Regions from separate parts of the Homo sapiens genome. Here all the other regions are linked to region 3. The links are chromatin contacts, found by Hi-C or POLR2A ChIA-PET in ENCODE. All regions are on one chromosome and are shown on one strand. The core of a region is the stretch at or near the end of the contact, and the rest is flanking DNA. Distances in the headings are between cores, read along the strand shown.

Region 1 (2,956 bases), core at 386-2,885, 200 kb after region 3:
CTTACAAGGATTCCAAGTATACAGTAGTACCCCCTTATCAGCAGGGGATGTGTTCCAAGACCCCCAGTAGACGTCTGAAATTGTACATAATACCTGACTATATACTATGTGTTTTTCCTATATACATACCTATGATGAAGTTTAATTTACACATTAGGCACAGTAAGAGATTCACAACAATAATAATAAATATAACAATATACTTTAATAAAGGTTATATGAATATGGTCTCTCTGAAAATATTGCGCTGTACTCACCTATTTTTGGACTGCAGTTGAACACAGGTAGTTGAAATCGTGGATAAGGGGGACTACTGTGCTTGCTAATGGATTATTTGTTTTTGAAAAAAGTGAGCAAGTAGTTGGCCAATCTTCCAAAAAGTACCCTTCTAGATCTCAACTTTTCATCATCCTCCACAGCAAAAGGAATGGAACAACATTGTGCAGCACTTCCTAAACTGATATCAAAGAGCCAGTTAGTGCTATCTGACAATTACCTTTGCACCTCATCAAGGAAGATTCTAGGCAAATACAACCTCTCATTATGTCTTGGCAGTGGACAATTTCTGGTCTTCCTAAAAACAAAATGTAAATCACCTCAATAAAACTTACCCAAGACATTCTAGACTTAAGTGGGGCTTGGTGAGGGAGCAGGCAAGAGAGTCTATTTTTACATTTTAAAGAGAAGACAAAATGGTGGATAAGTAACTGAGAAAGCTTCATGTTACACTTCATGTATTTCCTTCCTCCTTCCGTGAGTCAATTTAACAGTGAATGAAAGGGATCAAACAGATAATACTTCTAACATGGCATCTCCTCTACTTTTGTTTTGTAATCCTCGCTCCAGCAGTTGCTACTTGTGTAACCTTGGGTGATTACTTAAATCATCTGTAAAATGAGAGTAAGAAGAGTCCTCCTCTCAGAGCGTTATTACTGGGATTGAACATGGTAACACAACTAAGGCCCTGGAACAGTGACTGACACATAGTAAATATTCAAAATTATCTTATTATTCAATTTATTATGCAAAAAGAATTTTTTTTGATGATGTCTGTGCTGTTCCTGTTCTTGTCTCATGCCCAGGGTGACTGTGTTGCTTCCTGGGTAATGTTCTTTTGGAGATTCTACCAAGGAATCCCAAACCCCAAAGTCTTACTCCACGTGCTCAGCAGTGCTCAAAAGGCCTTTAACAGGGAACAAAACCTCTCACCCCTCAAATGCTTAAAAGGCAACTCTGGCTTGAGTCCAAAAAAGATTTTTTAAGAAAGTAATTTTTGACACTGATAAGGCCAGAGAGTCTCAGGTATTCCCTGGAAGAGAGAGCAAAGGCAAAAAGAAAAAAAAAAAAGCCACATCCCACTGTACCAAAACAAATCTGAACCTCCTCAAAATTTCACCAACATTTCATTCATTCGAAGCTTTGAATAAAAAGCAAGAAAGTAACACAGCCCACAGGGCATTTTTTGGGACAAAGAAGATTCATTCCCAGGGCTGCAGATTTCCTGACACCTGGGGATATGTTAGTGCACATGAATAAATATTCCATTGTTTTGAGGATCTCTTTGTAAGTATCTTGCTTCAAGAATGACGGGTGACGTCAATCAGGAAAAAATCCCCAGTGAATCCTAGGACTTATTGCTCCAATTAAGCAAGAAGACACGTTAGAGCCTGAAAGATTGGGTAATAATTCATACCTGTTGTGTTTCGATGTTAACTGTGAGCCTAAATGTAGACTCTAACCTCTCTTAAGCATAATTTTTTTCTACACAATAGCTCAAGGCCTTGAATATTTAAGAAAATTACATATAAGGAAATGTTAAAAAAAAATCTCTCTGAAAAAAAGTACATGGCTCATGAAAAATAAATCTGGGTAAATTAAGTTATGAAAGATGTATTTCAGTTAGAGCAGGAGCTTTGAAGTGCATTTCCTGTGCAAAAACAAAAACTCGGCTTCCTAGATGATAAATTGCCAACACAATAGCCTTTCGGGTATCACAGGAGCTTGCAGTTTATCTGGGCTTCCAGGTCACCCTGGGTTTAAGCCTGACTTACTGTCACCCTCCCTTCAAGGGTACTGGGACTTCTGGTGCGAGGCAGCATTTAAAGCCCTGGAAGAATGTGTTTCTTTTTGTGAGGAAGTATCTTGCTTTTTCTGACAGCTGCATCTGGCTGCCTGTTGAGCCTAGTTTTCTTCTAAGAAATGATTTTTGGAATAAGGACCGGAAGGCCTTACTCAGCTGACGAGGAAGTAGGATTATACAATAGCCGTGAATGTGGAATTTGGAAACAAACGTCCTGGGTTCAATCCCAGTTTTGCCAATTCCCTAGTAGGGTGAGCTTGGGCAAGTTAATTCATTCTTTAAACTTCAGCTGCCTCAATTGTAAAGGGGATAAGACTACCTAAGAGAGTTCCAGTGAGGGTTAACATGGAAAAATGGAAATAAAGAAGCACTTAGTGTATCACTGGGCATAAAATGAGCCCTCGAGGAGAGTTAACTATTATGGTTAACTCAAAACATGTTAGGATATAAGATATTGGTAGGGGTTCTTTTGATCAATGGTTTAACTGAACTACAATCAGAATAGATTTACTTATATATAAATAAACAAAAATTATGAGGGCCTTCTATAGACAAGAATAAAGCACTCTCAAGCTTTTGCAGGGGCTATTGCCCTCAAGTAGCATGACTCTAGTTGAGTTGATTAGACATGCATCCGCATAACAACACCAAGTAGAAAGTGGCAAGCTATAAGAGAATGTAGTTAAAGTGCTACTGGACTTAAGAAGAAGGAAGGATTATAATCTAGTTGAGGGAAGTCAGAGAAGACTTTGCAGATGAAGGTCCCGTGGTGAACATCTCTTTATTTTTCATATATTGACAACAGGGTTCATATGATTATATTGACTTAAAAATTTCAGACTGGAAAGATCTACCTTCTATAGTGTAAAGATTTGG
Region 2 (2,983 bases), core at 33-2,532, 140 kb before region 3:
CTTTCATCAGAAATGAGTATTGTGTCTATCCAGGAGTTCCTGCACTTTTTCCTGAAGGAAACAGTTTGTATGTTAAGTATACCTCTAAACCTTATTCATTTGAAGTAATAGTCTTAGAACATATACACATGCCATTTTCCTCTTTTCCTCTCTACACCGTGGATTTGGAAATTATGGAAGCTTTTTACAAAAAGACCTAATGGGATTTATGTGTTATTTTCTTTGTGACCATTGTGTGAAAACAGTTTTCAAAGTTAAGTTACTGTTCTCCTGTGTAACATTGTGAATACAAAATACTACAAACCTTTTTGGTTAAATGATGGAGGAGAATCAATTTGTTCTTTAGGACAAATTTCTTAATTTTAGTTTCTTAGAATCCCTATGTAATGGGCATATTACCGACTGCTCTTGCAGAATCAAATGTAACTCCTTTTCCTATTATAAACTATATTGTATAACATAACAGCTTTTGAATAATTATCATGTGATGTACTTTCACCATCAGTTGACCTTATGCTGTTTAGGAGACACCAGGGAGTCCTGGGAATTAGGAAACAAAACAGAGAAGGGAAGAAAAAAAAGCAGGAACTGAATTTCCTTCATTCATTCATTTATTTTTGAGAAGGGTGGAGAAGCCCACAGATTTATATCTCGGTTGGGTGAAATTGTGTTACTGTTTATCTGTACCTTTTTCCCCCTGTGGCAAGAGACGTGGAGAATAGACACTCACTCCCAAAGATACCAAGTTCCAAAGCACTGAGTCATGAGTCCACAATGAAATACTAGGATGCAGCCATTTCCTACCTTTGTTTGGAAATGAACTGATTGGACCAGGCGGATGTAAGCCCTCAGCTGCAGGGCTTTACAGAAGGAAATGCTTTTGGTCTCTCTTAGGTACTCGATGCTGTTCTGTAACTTCTTTGTATTTGACTGAAACAACCAATGTGAAAATGTTTCCTAGACTATATAAAATTCAGCGCATGCACCCTTCTGTCTGTTTGTGCACATATACTTTTTATGTGATGGTAGGGAAAGCATCAACTGCTTTTAATGCAGTGAATTTTTAATGTAACCTTACGTATTAAACTCTTCACAAGACTGTCTCTCTTGAGTAGTCTCATTTATATTTGTAGCCCCTACTTTTAGTGGTGACTTCCAGGTGCTGTGTGATCTGACCCTTGCCTCCCTCTCCCCAGTGAGTCACTCTGCCTGCCCTTTCAGTAGCAGCAATACTACCATCCCTCCAGTACAGCTGAGCCTCAGGCACTTTGCTCTGTCTGTCCTTTCTGCTGGGAACCGTTTTTTTCTCAGATGATCGTAGGTAGGGCTTGCTCCCTTACCTCATTCAGAGGAAGACTTAAATTACATGTGCCCCCAAAATCTCCTACCACTCCAGCTACCACTCTCTTCTTCCCAGGTCTTTTTCTCCTTACCCTGCTGTACTCTTTGCCCCATAGCTACCTCACATATTTCATATTCATTTGTTTCTTGGTTTACTGTTTCTTACCCCTCCTAGACCGTAAGCCTCATGTGGGTTAGGACTTTGATAATCTGCTGTTTTGCCCAGAACCCAGAATATGGTAGAATACACACACACACACACACACACACACACACACACACACACACACACACTGTTATACCTAGCAGGGTGAGGAGCTTACACACACACACACACACACACACACACACACACACACACACACACACACACTGTTATACCTAGCAGGGTGAGGAGCTTGGTAGATCAATAATAAATGTTTATTGAATAAGAAACAATGTAGATCGGCAAGAGATGTTGCTGACCTCTTATATTGGGCTATTTGGGAGTTATTTAACTTTTGGATGCCTCAGCTTTCCCATCTGGTATGTGGGGACGAGATTTTGCATACCTTGGAAGCATGTTGGGAAGTCTGATTAATAATGAGTAGTAATCATGAGCAGTGAAAAGATCAGACACCAGCTCTGTTTAATGAGAAGGTACATAGACATAATGAAGAGCTTTTGTGCTCAGTGGGCAATGGTATATCTTAGGTGGCCAAGCTTTTCCCTGTGTGTGCTGGCCTTCGGCACTTTTTGGGTGTTAGGGATTTTGATGATCTTCTGAAGATGGATGAGAAGAGGGCTAAGAATGGCTAAAGCTTGGAGAATAATTTGGGGAGTCACAGTAAATCAATAGGATGAGATAGATGAAAGAAATTGGCTCTAAAGAGAGCATTGGAAGTTTTAGATTGTCATATTTACCACCTTCAGTTCTCAGACCTGATAGTTTTCAGTGACGTAGCCTTTTAGGAATTTCAGAAGTGTGATTTTACCTTGAATTTATTAGGGCTAAATTCAATTGTTTATGTTTATGCAGTTCATAATTTTGCAGTTTAGTTTGTGTGGGTTAGTGGCCCTACTGTTCAACTGGATGGCAAATCTGTGCTAGGAGGATACCATATGCACAAGTATTTTCTTAAATAATGTTGGCGTTTGCCACTGGTGTTAGGGGAAGAAGAAAAAAAAATGAGAGCAATTCTGGAAGCCCTCCAGTAAGGGGTTAGGAAAGAACTTAGGGACAAATGCTCCTACTTGGAACACAACACCAAATAGTGGCTTTTTTGTGTTTTTATTTTTTTTTTTTTAAAGAGAAGCCAAAATTAAACACAGTAGAGTTTACTGTTTGCTAATCAGCATGTGTTTACTTTCTCTTCCAAAACTGAAGTTGCCAACCAATACATTTCCTACCCAGTGCTATGAATCTGTCCAAATAAACATGGGAAGTAGTGAAACAATGACACCACATGAAAAATATATCCTTATTCATTAAATAGAATCCAAAAAATTCTCTGGAATTTAATTGTAGCAATGACGTGAGGACTGTCTGGTCTATTAAGAGAGGATAGTGACTTCCCTCTTCAGTTAGTCCAGCACGGATGAGTGTGATCTTAAGTGGCTCTACAATTCCACATGCATCGTCCTAAATCTAGATACATGAAAA
Region 3 (3,113 bases), core at 265-2,764:
TTGGGAGGATTTTTGTGTTTCTGCGGATGCCATAATTGAATGGCACCAAAGAGACTTTTATCAGCTATTTTCCGTGTTACATGTGTTAGCAGTTCCTTTCTGTGGGTTGAATACTTCATTCTGTAGTTACTTTACACATGTTTTTCTAAGAAATTGTCGTTTATTACTGCAATTCTAGAGAGTTGCTTGATTTCTCAAGAGAAATTTAGCAGCCAGTAAAGGTTATTTGGATCTGGTTGGTCAGGAGAGGGAGGGCAAAAAAAAAAAAAAAAAAGAAAAAAGAAAGAAAGAAAAAAAAAGTGTGGGGGGGTAATAGCTCTCATTTTATCCATGTAACTTAATTTGCATAACACTCACCTCAGCCATTTTCCTTGCTTTGTTCATAACATTTTCTTTGTAAAATGTATGCTCTCAAAAGAATGAATATTTAAACAAAAAATAACTTTCAATAATGGGTTGCAAACCATATGTTTGTATTACATATATGTGTTTGTGTGTGTATGCATCTATATGTGTGTGTGTATGTAGTGTGTGTGTATATCTCCACATATATGTGGCATACGTATGATAAGGGCAGTATGTCCTTAGGTAATATAAAGAGTTAACTTTTATTTCAACATTACACTTAGAACATCCCCGCGAATTCACTAGGTTAGCATTTCCTGCTCTCAGTTTGTTATCTTGACACATAACTACAGTACAACAGCTGGGTTGTTCCTGGAGTTCCTGGGGGGAGCTTTATTCTCCGAGTGCTGAATTTCCTTTTCAGCTGTCAGCTCTAAAGTGTGTTCAAATCCTCAACTTTTTATACACCATTCTGGGCCCCTAGCACCACTCTGGGACTATGATAGAAATGCTGATATGGTAGATGAATGGAAGAATCTTTGGTTCAAGGTGGAGAATTGCAAAAACCAAAATTTCACATGATCATTGTTTGGTAAAGGGGCTGCTAACTACTTTTGTCTTTGTATATGAATATTCTTTTTAAAGGAATTACTCTATTCTCATCAAAATTATTTGCACCTGTTATGAAATCAAAAATAAAAACATTACCATTCTTAAAAATGATCTTGATATGGTTTTCACGGACGCACAACATCTGTGGTCTGGCTTTTGAATAATATGTTGGGATTTGTCGTAGTTTTGCCTAACTTTCTCCATTTATAAAGAAAGATTTGTACAACACGACATTTCCTTTTTATCTAGGCAAACTCTTCAGAACACTTCCTAAGAAATTAATTGTATTCCAGCCAGACTTGCATGCTGCCATCCCACAGGAAATGGGTCAGCAATCCATTAAGATGCCATTAGATAATCTAATTTGGAACTTAATCTCTAAATTAACCATGCTCCATACTTGAAGCGTACTTGAGAGAAAGAAAAAAAGTTTACGTTTGAATCGATAGGGGAGCCGAAGCGTGAAGAAGGCTGTTTGTTTTTTCTGTAGCTGTGGTCACGTCTCAAGCCGTCTGGTAACCAGGAGAAACCAGACATGATGTAATTCCAGATTGAACTTGAACTTCAGGGACTTAGGTTGGGGGAACAATGGACCATAGGAATCAATAATGTCCATTTTCCACATGATTATGTTTGGAGCTTTAAGTTAACCTTTATGGGAGAAGCAGCAGGATCTGCAGTGTGACCAAAATGAGATGATCCTGAGACAAGATGTTAGAGGAAAGAAAACAACTTTTTTCCGTGATATTTTCTGAGCAGGACTGCAGATTCCAGCAGGATTAGAAAAGTTCCCGCTCTGCAGTAAACCGGTGGCCTGTTCAGAGCACTCTTTGTTCGCTTAGGTAGGACAAACTTAATCTTACGTTTCCTGTCGATGATTTTTGGCAGCGCTACTGGAGAGGGAGGAGCGTGATTCTGAAAATTCCCAAATGTAAACCTTGCTGATTAACCCTTTGTAGTGAAAGGAAGTATATTAAACCCCTACTTTATTTGAATATGTTTTATGTAAAGTGCCATATTTACAGATGTAGTTCGTCCGTAAGAAATCAGTTCCCTCGACAGCCAGTGCACCATTTATTAGCTTACCTTTTTGGTTCTCATTTTTGCTAGTGCTGTTAGTAGGGATATGATGATTTTTTTAGTCATATTTACTTAAATAACAAAGACTATGAATGAATAAATATCATAATAAACATAATAAATGATAAAAGAAATGGCAAAATCTTAAGGTCAAGTAATTGAAGAACACGAATTTTGAATATTCTGAAATTGCAGAAAGTTACAATTATTCTCTCTTGCTCACTTTGTTTCACACACAGGAAGATCTTTTGCCCATGTAAGATCTTTTGCCCTTGTGAACAGAGTAGCAAGCATGATATTAAAATGTGTTCAGTTCTTTAATCATTTGTAATTTTATGCTTCAGCATTCTGATACAAGTAAGTTTCACCTTTAAGAGGTAAAATTGTGCAAATAATGCTGATTTTTGCTTTTAACTGAAAATCATTTATAAAAGAATCTCTTTTTGCTTTGTATAAAACTTATATTTCTATTTGATTTAGTATGCCTTGGGTGATTTTCTCTAGTGAAAGGCACTATTTTGAAGCACCATTTTTGTAGAGAATTTTATCTGCTGTTAAAGCATCACATATGCAAATAAGAGGAGCAGTACCACTTTTAACAATAGCATTGAAAAGAAGCCCAGGGTAGAGAGGAATACAGACAGAAAGAGGCTGGAAATCAACATGTGGGCTTCTCCACTGTGCTGTGGTCTGTGGGAGGAGATAAAATAATTGCTCTGAGCCTGATAATTGTATAATTTTTAATTGGCTAAAACCTCCCACAGCTACCTGAGTTCTTATATATGTATGCATGTGTGTACTGTAATTTATTTATAATTAGTCATCTTCATAATAATTTTTCATCTTTCATTTTCAGTTCTAAAATTTGAAAAAGATCAAACAATTTTTTTATAAGTCCTTAATTTGGCCAATTGAGGAAGAGCTTTTTTCTTATTTATGTTTAAACCGAACATTTTAAGGAAGTTTTTATTTAAGTGTAGGTTGCTATATCGAAGGCTTCAAGTATTATGTAAGAGTTTTTTACTAAACGAGTGCAGTAATTATAAGGAACACATTTAATATTTAGTGGCAGTGCT

Evidence for each region. Hi-C counts contacts between places; a loop is a spot of excess contacts on that map. ChIA-PET counts read pairs that join two places held with the same protein, here RNA polymerase II (POLR2A). Pooled maps may share reads with other maps.
Region 1: a loop to region 3 is called in a map of heart right ventricle, with 4 times the contacts of the local background. The contact joins two enhancer-like sites. A Hi-C loop is called at or near these places in 11 of 168 maps with a recorded cell type or tissue (Right ventricle myocardium inferior, aorta, ascending aorta and 5 more) and 7 of 50 pooled maps. POLR2A ChIA-PET finds 5 or more read pairs at or near these places in 1 of 52 experiments (OCI-LY7).
Region 2: a map of endothelial cell of umbilical vein shows a loop between it and region 3 (7-fold over the local background). The contact joins two enhancer-like sites. A Hi-C loop is called at or near these places in 4 of 168 maps with a recorded cell type or tissue (cardiac septum, endothelial cell of umbilical vein, heart left ventricle and 1 more) and 3 of 50 pooled maps.

The regions. Positions count from the first base shown.
Region 1 is chr9:13,899,275-13,902,230 of GRCh38, reverse strand. The region is part of intron 6 of LOC101929507 (a long non-coding RNA gene); the gene reads left to right. Among named protein-coding and RNA genes, the nearest start is that of LINC00583, 27 kb to the left of the region's middle. Within about 2 kb of position 1,635, at least 5 of the 41 ENCODE cell types and tissues checked have a DNase peak (open chromatin) inside an H3K27ac peak, as active enhancers do; they include heart right ventricle, where a contact is called at or near this core.
Region 2 is chr9:14,236,495-14,239,477 of GRCh38, reverse strand. All of the region lies in intron 2 of NFIB (nuclear factor I B), which reads left to right. Among named protein-coding and RNA genes, the nearest start is that of NFIB, 76 kb to the left of the region's middle. RefSeq lists an enhancer at 553-1,314. Within about 2 kb of position 1,282, at least 6 of the 41 ENCODE cell types and tissues checked have a DNase peak (open chromatin) inside an H3K27ac peak, as active enhancers do; they include endothelial cell of umbilical vein, where a contact is called at or near this core.
Region 3 is chr9:14,095,037-14,098,149 of GRCh38, reverse strand. All of the region lies in intron 10 of NFIB (nuclear factor I B), which reads left to right. Among named protein-coding and RNA genes, the nearest start is that of LINC00583, 170 kb to the right of the region's middle. Within about 2 kb of position 1,514, at least 13 of the 41 ENCODE cell types and tissues checked have a DNase peak (open chromatin) inside an H3K27ac peak, as active enhancers do; they include endothelial cell of umbilical vein and heart right ventricle, where a contact is called at or near this core.